2 separate regions of the Mus musculus genome follow, and region 1 is linked to region 2. A link is a loop called in an ENCODE intact Hi-C map of the cell type or tissue named here. Cell type or tissue: gastrocnemius. All regions are shown on one strand. Links, peaks and the distances in the headings refer to the core of each region. The heading gives the core; the rest is flanking DNA.

Evidence for each region. A loop is a pair of places that touch in the nucleus more often than their neighbours do. Peaks named below come from ENCODE experiments on the same cell type or tissue, not always from the same donor. Only the 100,000 strongest peaks of a DNase experiment are listed, where the experiment ranks them.
Region 1: a loop joins it to region 2, with 3 times the contacts of the local background. A loop is called at or near these places in 2 of 42 quality-filtered maps.

The regions. Positions count from the first base shown.
Region 1 is chr10:12,015,345-12,021,480 of GRCm38, reverse strand. No RefSeq gene overlaps it. Among named protein-coding and RNA genes, the nearest start is that of Gm40601, 40 kb to the left of the region's middle. In gastrocnemius, for the core only: no CTCF peak of the experiment used is centred there; DNase peaks (open chromatin) are centred at 683, 1,931, 2,112 and 2,970; H3K4me3 peaks cover 811 bases; H3K27ac peaks cover 1,666 bases.
Region 2 is chr10:12,982,473-12,988,608 of GRCm38, reverse strand. No RefSeq gene overlaps it. Among named protein-coding and RNA genes, the nearest start is that of Stx11, 21 kb to the right of the region's middle. In gastrocnemius, for the core only: no CTCF peak of the experiment used is centred there; a DNase peak (open chromatin) is centred at 2,953.

The DNA.
Region 1 (6,136 bases), core at 634-5,633, 970 kb after region 2:
TGCATGTGGTTGTTTTTGTTGTTCTTGTTTTGCAATTCTGAAGATCAAACCAAGGGACTAAGACAAGCCAGATAAGAGCTCTACCACTGAGATATAGAGCTCCTGACACCTTAGACAATTACTGGGATATCTGTTACTCCTCTTATACAGAAATTGACAAAAGGATAGGACACAAATACTTTTGGCTTATTCACAAGAATCAGAAAACATGTACTCACATTCTTCATTCTACAACAGCGGTTTTCACCCCGTGGGTCATGACCCTTCAGGGATCAACCCACATTTTCAAAGGGGTCACCTAAGACCATTGGGAAACACAGATATTTACATTACAATTCATGACAGTAGCAACATTACACTTATTAAGTAGTAATGAAAATAATTATGTGGGGGGGGTCACCACAATATGAGAAACTGTTTTAAAGGGTCACAGCATTAGAAAAGTTTATAACCACTGTTTTAGATCTCTCTCTTTCTCTCTCTTGCTCGCTCTCCCTTGTCATCCTCCTTCTTTATCTTTGTTTTGTAGACGTCAGCTCAGATCTTGTGGTAGAGCCAGTGGCTGCTGGCCTCAACCTCAGCTCAAAGGCAAAGTGTAATTATGCATGGAAGGTAGCCGTCATAGGAGAGAGGTATCTAGGTCAACGAGTGCAGGTAAGATGTGTTTTGTTCAATTAACGGAATGGCAGTGTACCAAGCCCTTCTCCCCTCATCTCTAACCAGACACCTGTTCATCTAATATGTTCATTTCCCTTTACTTGGCCAGGTATCATGTGGGGACAGGGACAAAAGGGTGGCAGTTGACATTTGGGAAACTCCATTATAGACACCACTTAGTTATGTTGCCTCTATCTATCATGCTTCTCTCACCTTGCTCTAGGATGAACATTACTATTTTCCTAGCTATTCTCTTTAAAAGCCCCCAAGGCATCTATACTGGGCATGCCGAGGAAGAATCGAGAGGAAGTGAATATAGGGGAAGGTAGTCACCAGCAGTTTAAACACAAGATGCTCCAAGCCTCCAGTAAGTGTTTGTGCTGTCTAGCTACAAACAAATATTTACTCCAGTTCCAAAACAACAACAACAGCAACAACAAAAACATTTTCATTTAACAGTGGCACTATGCTAACCTGGATACTTTTGGGCTCTCAGAGAATGAACCCCCAACCAAAGAGCAAGCATGGGCTGGTCCTAGACCCCTCACACATATGTAGTAGACGTACAACTCAGTATTCATGCAGTTCTCCCAATAACTGGGGCTGGGACTTTCCCTAAATCTGTTGCCTGTCTATAGATCCCATTCCCCTAACTGGGCTGCCTTATCTGTCTAGTCCTGCAAAGACTTGATGTGCCAGGGTGGGTGGACATCCAGGGGGAGCCTCCACCCTGTTGAAGGAGGGAGGGTTGGGGAGGAACTGTGGGGGGGGGGGCACTGGGAGGGCCATCAATCAGGATGTGAAGTAAATATATTAATTAATGAAAAAGAATGGCACTATGACTCTCACAATTCTTTTTCTGTATTTTGCTGATGGAAGAGGCTCAGAGATGTTAGGTAAATTGTTCTCCTTCACCCAGCAGATAAAACAGAGTTGTTAGCTAGTTATCAATCTTTTACTTTCCTCCAGTCCACTTTGACCTTTTAATTATCACTGAGGCAAGGACCTTGAGTAAGGACTGAGTCTCCTACAGCATAACCTTCCCTCGCAGTTTCTGTGATATTTATAGTCTTTACTCACAGTGGCAGTTTCGTGAGAGCTGTCATCTGTCCACTGGGTAACAGTCGTTTGTGAGTTAGTGATACTGTGTTTTTCCATTCTGGCTCAGTCATGGAGCCATCTCATCTGCCATGGGTACCACTTGCTGTTACCATGGCAGTAGCCCCCAGCTAGAGGGCCAGGTTTGCTCCCCGAAAGCCATCGTTCTGTCTGCATGTGGCTTTTGACAGAATGGCCGATTTTCAAGGATGTTAGAAGAAGACAACATTTCCTACCCGTGAGAACAAGACAGCAAGTGCTCTGGCAATCGGACATCACAGTCTTGCTAAGTTTAGCCTTTGGGATGAATCATCCAAGGAGACTGGTACTCGCTCTGGCTTGTTGGCTGTTTTATTTTTAGAAAATCTGAATTCCAGTGAAATCCATTTGGCGGCACATAATCGGTGTGGCTCCAATCCAAACTAGGTAATTAGAGGTCAGCTGGAGGCGATTATCTCCATCTCTGAGCGAGCTGGGCTGAGACGCTCTTCAAAAAGCTTTTAAAGCAACATTTGCTTCCTTGTGACCAATTTAGTGCAAATGACAGTCTTAAAGGCTCTTCTTGCCTCCTCCTAGCTTGGTGTGTTGTCTTTTTGACTCTTCTTGCAGAAAATCAATCTTCTGGAAAAATTCCATCTGAGAGAGAGAGAGAGGGAGAGAGAGAGAGAGAGAGAGAGAGAGAGAGAGAGAGAGAGAGAGAGAGAGAGAGAGAGAGAGAAGACTGACCCTGTGCTAAACTGATGCCTAGTAGCAAGGTCACATTATTTAGAGTGACTCGTGTGGAGGGTTTTTTTTTTTTAATTTTCCATGCAGCTTCACTCCCCCCTCCATGATTAGGAAAGAGATTTCATACGCATGTTTATTCTCTTTTTTTCTTTTAAATATTCATGTGTGCACACACATGCATGTATGTGTTCTTGTGTGTGTGTGTGTGTGTGTGTGTGTGTGTGTGTGCATGTGAGTATGGGTAAAGAGAAGCAGACAATGTGTTGAAGACAGTTCTCTAACACATAGGTCTGGGGCTGAAACTTGGGTTGTCAGGCTTGGCTTACCCATGAAGCTGTCTCACCAGTCAGTCCCCTTTACAATCTGTAACTTTAATGAAACTCCTAAAGAAAGATTAGTGGTGTGTTTTCCTTCAACAGGGGAAAGCAGATGTTAGTGTGTCTGCCGGGCAGGCGGGGCTGTGTCTGTGGAGGGAGGAGAGTGGCAGGGCAGTTAGGTCGTCTGACCTCCCACTGTGCCTCTCCAGGTGTTCAGCCATTGTCCTTGTCCTGCAGCTCTCGCTGAGTATGATTGGGGCTAGTTCTGCACATCTTCTTTCACTGCTTGTTGACAGAGTCCATGGGGCCCCCTGACTACACATTGTCCACATCACATGCTTTACACTTCTTAGTTTTCATTTGCGACAGAGATATCATACCAGGTAGAGCACCCCCAGTAGTGCATCTGCTGATTCAGACCTGAGTCTAGAGATCATCTGAGATTTCTAGGCTTCTTGGTAGCAAAATAAAGATTCAAAGAAGGAATACACGAGTAGTTATAGTAATAGAGACAGTTTCATAAAGAAGAAAAAATGGTACTCCTGAGAATGGAACAGGACATAGGTTCAAAAAACTCCTTGCCCCCTCAGGTCATGATCCTTTATAGCTTATTTACACAGCACCCACATTCTCCTGCTTTTGGAATTCACAAAGCCTTTGTAAGACATGTTGTTTTTTACAAGGAGACTTTATCGAGAGAGGGGTTTCTAGTCTTTTTGCTACAGGCTTGTCTTAGCATTGTATTGCTATGATAAAACACTGTGACCAAAAACAACTTAGAGAAGAAAGGGTTTATTTCAACCCCCAGTTCCATATCATAGTCCATTATCAAAGGAAGTCAGGGCCAGAAATCAAGGCAGGAAATGAAACAGAAGCCATGGAGCAACCTGCTTACTGGCTCATTCCCTGAAGCTTGCTCAGTCTTCTTTTTTTATTCACCCTAGGCACCCTTTCTCAGGGGACCACTATCCACAGTGGACTAGGCCTTCTCATATCTAATTAAGAAAATGCACCATAAGCTTGCCTACAGGCCAAACATTTATAGGCATTTTCTCAATTGGGGTTCCCCCTTCTCAGATAACTCTAAAATGTGCCAGGTTGACAACAAACCCAACCAGGACAGGGAGGAAGGGCTTATTCTGGCTTGCAATTCTAGAGAAATACAGTCCCTCATAGTGGGGAAGGTGTGGCAACAGGGTCATAACGCTGACCACGAGTAAGAGAGCAGGAAGAAAACAGGAAGTGAGAGCAGGCTATACTCTTGTAATTTCAGGCTCAGTTCAGTGACATACCTCTTTTAGCAAGGGTTCACCTCCTAAAGGCTCCACAACCTCCCAAACATCACCACCAGGCCAGGACCAAGTGTTCAACCCATGAGCCTCTGGGAGAATATTTCCCATTCAAACCAAAGCCTGGGGGATATTCTGTCTCATGTGAAGCCTGATGCCTTTCTCCACTCCTGTTTCCATATCACAGTGATGCATGTCATTTCATTGAAGAGTATTTGGGCTAAGTGTGATAACACAGGCCTATAATCTCAGCAGTTGGAAGGCAGAGGCAGGAGGAGCAAGAGTTTGAGGTTGGTGAGCTCTATATGGTGAGGACCTGCCTTGGTTTTTGCTTTTTGTTTTTCAAAATGTGTTTAAAAAATATTTGATGACCAGTGCAAACTCTTTAGGTTTCTCCACTCACCACCAGATACAAACTAATGTGAAAATACAATGTCTGTCTCCCTTCAAGCTTTCCTTCTTATATTTAAATTGCTACAGTTAGATCACAGCCACTCTAGCTGCTCTTCTCTCTCAGAAGGTAGTCTGTGACACTCTATCTATCTATCTATCTATCTATCTATCTATCTATCTATCTATCTATCTATCTATCTATCTATCTATCCATCTCCACTCATTATCTATCTATCTATCTATCTATCTATCTATCTATCTATCTATCTATCTATCTATCTATCTATCTATCATCTATCTCTATCTATCTATCTATCTATCTATCTATCTATCTATCTATCTATCATCTATCTCTTACCCATCCATCATCTTTCTATCTCTATCTATCCATCCATCAATCTATCAATCTATCTACCCATCCACCCCTCAGCTATCTCTCCACTCATTATCTATCTATCTATCTATCTATCTATCATCTATCTCTATATCTATCTATCTATCTATCTATCTATCTATCTATCATCTATCTCTCTACCCATCCATCATCTTTCTATCTCTATCTATCCATCCATCTATCAATCTATCTACCCATCCACCCCTCAGCTATCTCTCCACTCATTATCTATCTATCTATCTATCTATCTATCTATCTATCTATCTATCATCTATCTCTCTATATCTATCTATCTATCTATCTATCTATCTACCTACCTACCTACCTATCTTCTATCTCTCAATCAATCCATCATCTCTTTATCTCTATATCTATCTATCTATCTATCTATCTATCTATCTATCTATCTATCTATCATCTATCTCTCTATATCTATCTATCTATCTATCTATCTATCTATCTATCTATCTATCTATCATCTATCTATCTATCTATCTATCTATCTATCTATCATCTATCTATCTATCTATATATATATATCTATATATCTATCTATCTCTTTCTCATTTGCAGCTGCAGACTAAACTAATGGTCCTGTCTAGGACCTGATATCTTGGCATGCAGCCTATGCTAGACTTAATAACACATGGTATAGGACTTCCCATGAACCCCTGCAAACTCATAAAAGTCAGAAAAATCTTTGTTCAGAGGAGTTCTCTGAAGTGACCCTCTACTTTGAGCTATCACCCCATCTATCTATATGTAATAGCTATCTTTCCTAGTCCTTTGTTTCAAGCTCTGTCTTCCAGGTTCTTTTTTTATTGAATATTTTATTTATTTACATTTCAAATGTTATCCCCTTTACCAGATTCCCCTCCAAAAACTCCCTATCCAACTTTCCTACTTCTATGAGGATGCTCCCCCACGCACTCACTCCCACCTCACCAACCTGGAATTCCCTTACACTGGGGCATCAAGCCTTCACAGGACCAAGGGTCTCTCCTTCCACTAATGCCTGATAAGCCATCCTCTTCTACATACATAGCTGGAGCCATGGGTCCCTCCATGTGTACTCTTTGGTTGGTGGTTTAGTTCCTGGTAGCTCTGGGAGTTCTGTTTGGTTGATAGTGGTTTAGTCCCTGGTAGCTCTGGGAGTTCTAGTTGGTTGATAGTGGTTTAGTCCCTGGTAGCTCTGGGAGTTCTGGTTGGTTGATATTGTTGTTCTTCCTATGGGGTTACCCTTCAGCTCCTTCAGTCCTTCC
Region 2 (6,136 bases), core at 574-5,573:
GAACCTTAGCCACTGGTCGGGTGGGGTTTCTGCGTCCCTGGATCCTGCTGGTCCCAGTTACTCCTGGTGGTGTTGGAACTGATGTTGTGTCCTCCTCACCCACGATCCTGACATCCTGGGCATGTGAGAGCTCCTGGAGTGGAGCCTCCTCTGGGTGCTACGGTACTGGCTGCAGAGTTCGCACCCCTAGTTCACAGATTCATTTGCAAGGCAATTGAGGTTGGATGACTGGCAGCTTGAATAGGAACAAATCCAGGCATCCCAGGATGTTGGGAAATGGAGCTGTGGAGTTGTCTGAAGTCTGATGGGTGGCCGTGGAGCTCCTGGGAAATAAATTGTGGTCAGCAAGATCTCCTTTTTGCCTTGGTCACTCATTCATACAAGTGTCTGTGCATATACCACAGTGCTTATTATGGTCCCAATGTTTGCACCCCTCCCAGATGCCCAAAGTGACCCTCCTTAGAGGTAGATCCCAGGGGAGTGATCAGACATTGAGAGTAGAGCTGTCAAAAGTTCAGCTCTCACTTCCTGCCTCAGCCTCCCGAGTGCTGAAACAGGAGGAGGTGCCACACCAGGCCTGGCCTAAAGAACAGATTGTCTGCCCTTGTTTGTTTCAGTTCAGGGGATCAAATTGGGGCCTTCCTCATATCGGATAACACTTTGCACCGAACTTTTCAATTTGCACGTGCATGTGTATGTACATGTGTGTAAACAGTGTGCACGCCCATTCATGTGTGCAAACACAAGAGGGTGTGTCACAGGGCACATTAGAAGGTCAGATGACAACCTCTGGTGTGGGCCCTCAACTTGCACTTTGTTTGAGACAGGATCTCTTTGCTGTTTTTCTGCTGTGTACAGCAGACCTGTTGGCTCACAAGTGTCTACAGATTCAACCATTTCTATCTCCCACCTCCCTGTAGACACTGGAAGACACTATCACACCTTTTACATGGGCTCTGGTGATTTGAACTTGGATCGTAGTGCTTAGCAGATAGCATCTTTATTCACTGAGCCTTTTCATCCAGGTGTTGTTGTTGTTGCTGATGCTCCTTGTGCTTTGTTTTTGTTTTTTTGAGACAGGGTTTCTCTGTGTAGCTCTGGCTGTCCTGGAACTCACTCTGTAGACCAGGCTGGCCTTGAACTCAGAAATCCGCCTGCCTCTGCCTCTGGAGTGCTGGGATTAAAGGCGTGCACCACCACTGCCCAGCTCTTCTCCTTTTTTGATACAGCTTCACCAAGGTGCCCACACCAACCTCCAGCCTGTTCTCTTCCTGAGAATAAGTCTAAGTAGCTGGCCTTGCTGCTGTGCCTCCCCGCAGCTGGCTCACAAATCCCTTTTCTATTTTAAGACTCAGCTGGAGTGATGCGCTCCTGAGCTCAGATCCGTGCTCCAACTCTTATCACACTACAAACACCAAGTGGAGGAGATTATTGTGTGGTCAGCTGAGAAGAGCTGTGGAGGAGGGGTCCGAGAGGGCATGGCAGAAGGACCATCTAAGGACATACATTCACAAGGGGGCAGACAAGAGGCCCTGTTCCTCAGGAGGAGGAAGAGCAGCCAGTGTTGCTAACCACAACCCATCTCCCCAGCCCCAACTGCCAGTAACTTTTTGACTGGGAATTTATTATTTATTTCAGACACTGTATTTAAATTTTCCTGTCTGAACTTAATGGAGAGCCCATGAAACTGGCCATTAAAGATGGAAGATGGATATAGAAAAGCTATGGTCATGTTTCAGCACTCAGGAAGTTCCATGCCCAAGTTATTTTTGTTTCTCCCTGCTACTACAAGAAAATTAGCAGCAATTAAAACTATTCTTTTTTTTTTCCTTCTGATTTCTATGCAGAGCTGTGAGTTTAAAATAGAATGTTAAATAGTGTAAGTGACACAGTAAACGTCCCAGCAAGTGTTTGACAGAGATAAGTTTTAACACTTCTGCTAAAAACTGAAAAGCTGTCACTCTGTGTTGGAGCTGAAAATAGTCATTGCTTACAAATTGTTCTTTCTGATGCAAATGCGTGTCACCCTTTGTATTACACCAACATGCAAACATTCCATATTAATGCCCGTAGCCTTAGAACCGAATGACAAACGATGCTTGTTCTTAATGCATTTAATCTGCTTTAAATGAATGCCGTCTCTCTGACTTGCTTCTCTCTTCCCTTCCATAAATTCAAGGCTCCCATACTAATTCTACTTAATAAATATGTATGGTGCAACTTTTAGCTAAAAATTCAAGGACCAGACAGGTGAGGGCTGTGTATTGAGTGCTGTGCAGAGTATAATGTGATTATGGCTCAGAATATGATGATCGCACGATGTAATCAGAGCAGGGCTAGATTCATTTTAATATATTTGATTAAAAAGAAAAGTTGTTTATGGGACTGTCTAATATAGGGTTAGGACAGGTGGCTCACATCAGGAGGCTGAGGCAGGAGGATTTTTAATAAGTTCAAAGCCAGGCTGGGCTATAGAACAAAACCAAAGCAACAGAAGCAGGTGTCAAATGGCCATATTTCAAAGCTATATTTCAAAGGGCTTTGAATAACTGGGCAGCATAGACATGACTGTTCTATGACTCCCAGTTACCCTCTTTTTCTTGTGTTCATTGCTTATATCCACCCCCAACCCCCAACGTCAAGTTCTGTTAGCAGCTTCCTACTTGAACGGCAAATAAATCCCTGTCTGCCTTCCAATTAAATGGGTCTGTGTGTTTACATTTGGGTCAATAAATAAAATTGGGATGCTACTTCGTGACATTCAAGGGAGAGATTTGCCATTCTTTAGTTTTTTGTTTGTTTGTTTTGTTTTGTTTTGTTTCTGATGGTTGGAATGTAACCAAGACAACAAGTGTCTTGGAAGCCTGAAGCCACCTTAGGTATGGAAGCCAAACATGGAAAGAGAGCCCGGTAGCAGAATTCTGACGCTCTGCCATCTGGCTCCTCCAACCAAACCCGAGCTGCTTTCCTCAGAAATGGCTTCAGAGGGACATGGATGTCTGTGCTGCTTAGCCTACTGTCATTGGCATGTCTGTCTGTCTTCATGCCACCCATCCAGGATCTGGGATGGACTTAGGTAGGTTAAAAGGATGGAAGCCAAAGAGGATAGAGATATGGAAGAGAGCCCCCCCGTGACTCAGTGTTGGGCTTTTGTCTCTCAGTTGAGTCCAGTGCAACTTACCAAACCACAGCAAGCAGGCCTACAGAGGCTGAGACAGGGGCTTGCCTAGTCTGCTCAGTGAGTTCCAGGTTCAGTGAGAGACCCTGTCCCAAAAAGTAAGGGAGAAAGCAACTGAGGAAGACCCCTGATGTTAATTTCTGACTTCCACATGAACGTGTGTTTGTGGTGTAATGTGTCCACACAGGAACACAGGCACATGCACACATCACACACTGAAAAATAGTAAATGATATCTTTTGAAAGTAACTTCAAAAGCCACAAAACCACATATACAGCATCTTGAAGACACGTCAGGAAGTATCCCTAACTCTTTTGACTCTATCTTTTTAAGTGTGCACTGTCTTTTTGTCGATTTATTTTTAATTTTTGAGTTTTTTAAAATTTTTTGTTTTGTTATATTATGGAGATTTTTTTTGTTTGTTGTTTGTTTGTTTGTTTGTTGAAGCAGGGTTTTTCTGTGCATCCCTACTGTCCTGGAACTTGTATGTAAACTAGGCTGGCCTTGAATTCAGAGATTCCCCTGCCTTTACCTCCTGAGAATGGGGATTAAAGCATGTACCATCACTCCCAGTTTTTTTTTTGTTTTTGTTTTTGTTTTTTTGTCCTTCTTCCCTCCCTCCCTCCTTTTCTTCCTTCTTTCCTTCTGTCCTTCTTTCTTCCCTCCCTCCCTCCTTTTTCCTCATTCCTTCCTTCTGTCATTTCCTCCTCCCTCCCTCCCTCCCTTCCTTCCTTTCTTCCTTCCTCCCTCCCTCCCTCACTCCCTCTTTCCCTCCCTTCTTCCCTTCCTTCCTCCTTCCTTCCTTCCTTCCTTCCTTCCTTCCTTCCTTCCTTCCTTCCTTCTGTGTTTAAGGGCAGGGTTTCTCTGTGTAGCCCTGGCCATCCTGGAACTCTCTCTGTAGACCAGCCTGGCCTCAGATTTAAAGATCCATCTGCCCCTGCCTCTTGAGTGCTGGGGTTAAAGCTGTTAAAGCCACTACCACCCAGCTCCTTTTCTTTTTTAAAAATTAGATTAAATAAATGTTTTTTCGAGTCAGAGTTTCTCTGTATAGCCCTGGCTGTCCTGGAACTCACTCTGTAGATCAAGCTAACGTCAAACTCAGAGATCCGCCTGCTTCTGCCTCCCAAGTGCTGGGATTAAAGGCGGGCACCACCACCGCCCAGCAATAAAAAATATTTTTATTGCATGTACATGTGCACCTGAATGTGTGTATGTGCACCTCACACACCCAGGAGACAAAGGTAGGGGCATCTCGGAGTTAGAGGCCACCGTAATCTACATGCAAGTTTCACATGTGCCCATATGCCCTGCAGGTGCCCATGAAGGCAGAAGAGGACATCAGATCCACCAGAACTGGTGTTACAGTTGTCAGTCACGTGAGGCCTGTGCTGACAGCCAAACCCAGATTCTCTGCAAGAGCAGCAAGTACTGTTAACCTAAGCCTTCTCTCCTTTCATAACTTAATTCTGTTATTTTTGTGTGTAGGAAGGATCTGTCTCCCTCTTGCCCTTTCTTTGTTCTTGTCTCTGTCTCTGTCTCTGTCTCTGTCTCTCTCTCTCTCTGTCTCTCTCTCTCTCTCTCTCGTGTGTGTGTGTGTGTGTGTGTGTGTGTGTGTGTGAGCATGCCAGAGCTTGAGTGTGGATGGAGGCTGGAGAATAACTGGTAGGGCCAATGTTATCTTTTCTTTGTCCTGTGCTCTGTATCTCTGTATCCAGACTGGGCTCCTAAGCTTCTGAACTTGTTTCTGCTTCCCACCCCCACCCCCCACTGTCTAGCCCAGAAGTGCTGGGTTGCAGATGTGTGCTGGGTTGCAGATGTGTGCTGGGTTGCAGATGTGTGCTACCACGTCCAGTTTTTTATAGGGATACTGGGATTAAAACCTCAGATTATCCGGCTCACAGGGCAAGGACCTTGACATGCTCAAGCCCCTCACAGGCCTCTTCTCCTTTTCGCTATTACATTATTTATCCTTGTTAATTTATGTGTATGGAAATTTTGCCTGCAGGCATGTTGTGTACTATATATCTGCTAAGCCAACTCTCCTTTTCTTAATAAACTCCAATTTTGCTTTACACTGACTGGCACTGAAGTTATTCCCTATAAGTCAAGTTCTTGGCTGCATCTCAGTGGTGATCTCCGAGACAGGTATGGGTGTAGATTTGCATCTCCTGCTGTGGGAGACAGAGCAAAGAAAGGTGTTCAGAGGTGAAACAAGGAGAGTCTCCACTCACCGAGCCATGAAAAGGGCCAGCGAGGTGCAGGCTTTACGCCATGTAGCAATTTGGCTCAAGAGGTGTCCTCATATGCTTTCCATAGCGGTGGTGAATGCCATAACCACAATCAACTCGTGGACAAGAAGATTTATTTTATCTTACAGTTTGTTTCCAGCTCACCATGAAGGGAAGTCATGGCAGGAACCTGTTTACTCTTCCGAAGGTCCGAAGTTCAAATCCCAGCAACCACATGGTGGCTCACAACCACCCGTAATGAGATCTGATGCCCTCTTCTGGTGTGTCTGAGGACAGCTACAGTGTACTTACATATAATGAAGACAGCTACAGTGTACTTACATATAATAATAAATAAATCTTTAAAAAAAAAAAAAAGGACTATGGGGGAACACTGCTAACTGGCTTGTTCGTCCGGCTGAAGCATGTATTTTATGTAACTCAGAGGGAACTCCTTGCCCAGGAGTGGCACTTTCTACCGTGGGCTGGACCCTCTCACACCAAGCACTGATCAGAAAGATGCCCTGCAGACTTGCCTTCAGGCCAAACCGATGGAGGCATTTTCCCAACTGAAGTTGCTTTTCCCCAGATGACCCTGACTTATGCCAAGCTGACCAAAAAGTGAACCAGCACAGGTGGGAACCCAGAGTAGAACAAGGCTGTGGGGTGGGTTGGGTTGAAAGAATATGTGAGACACTTCCCCAGAGATGCCCAGAGCCCTCGTAAGTC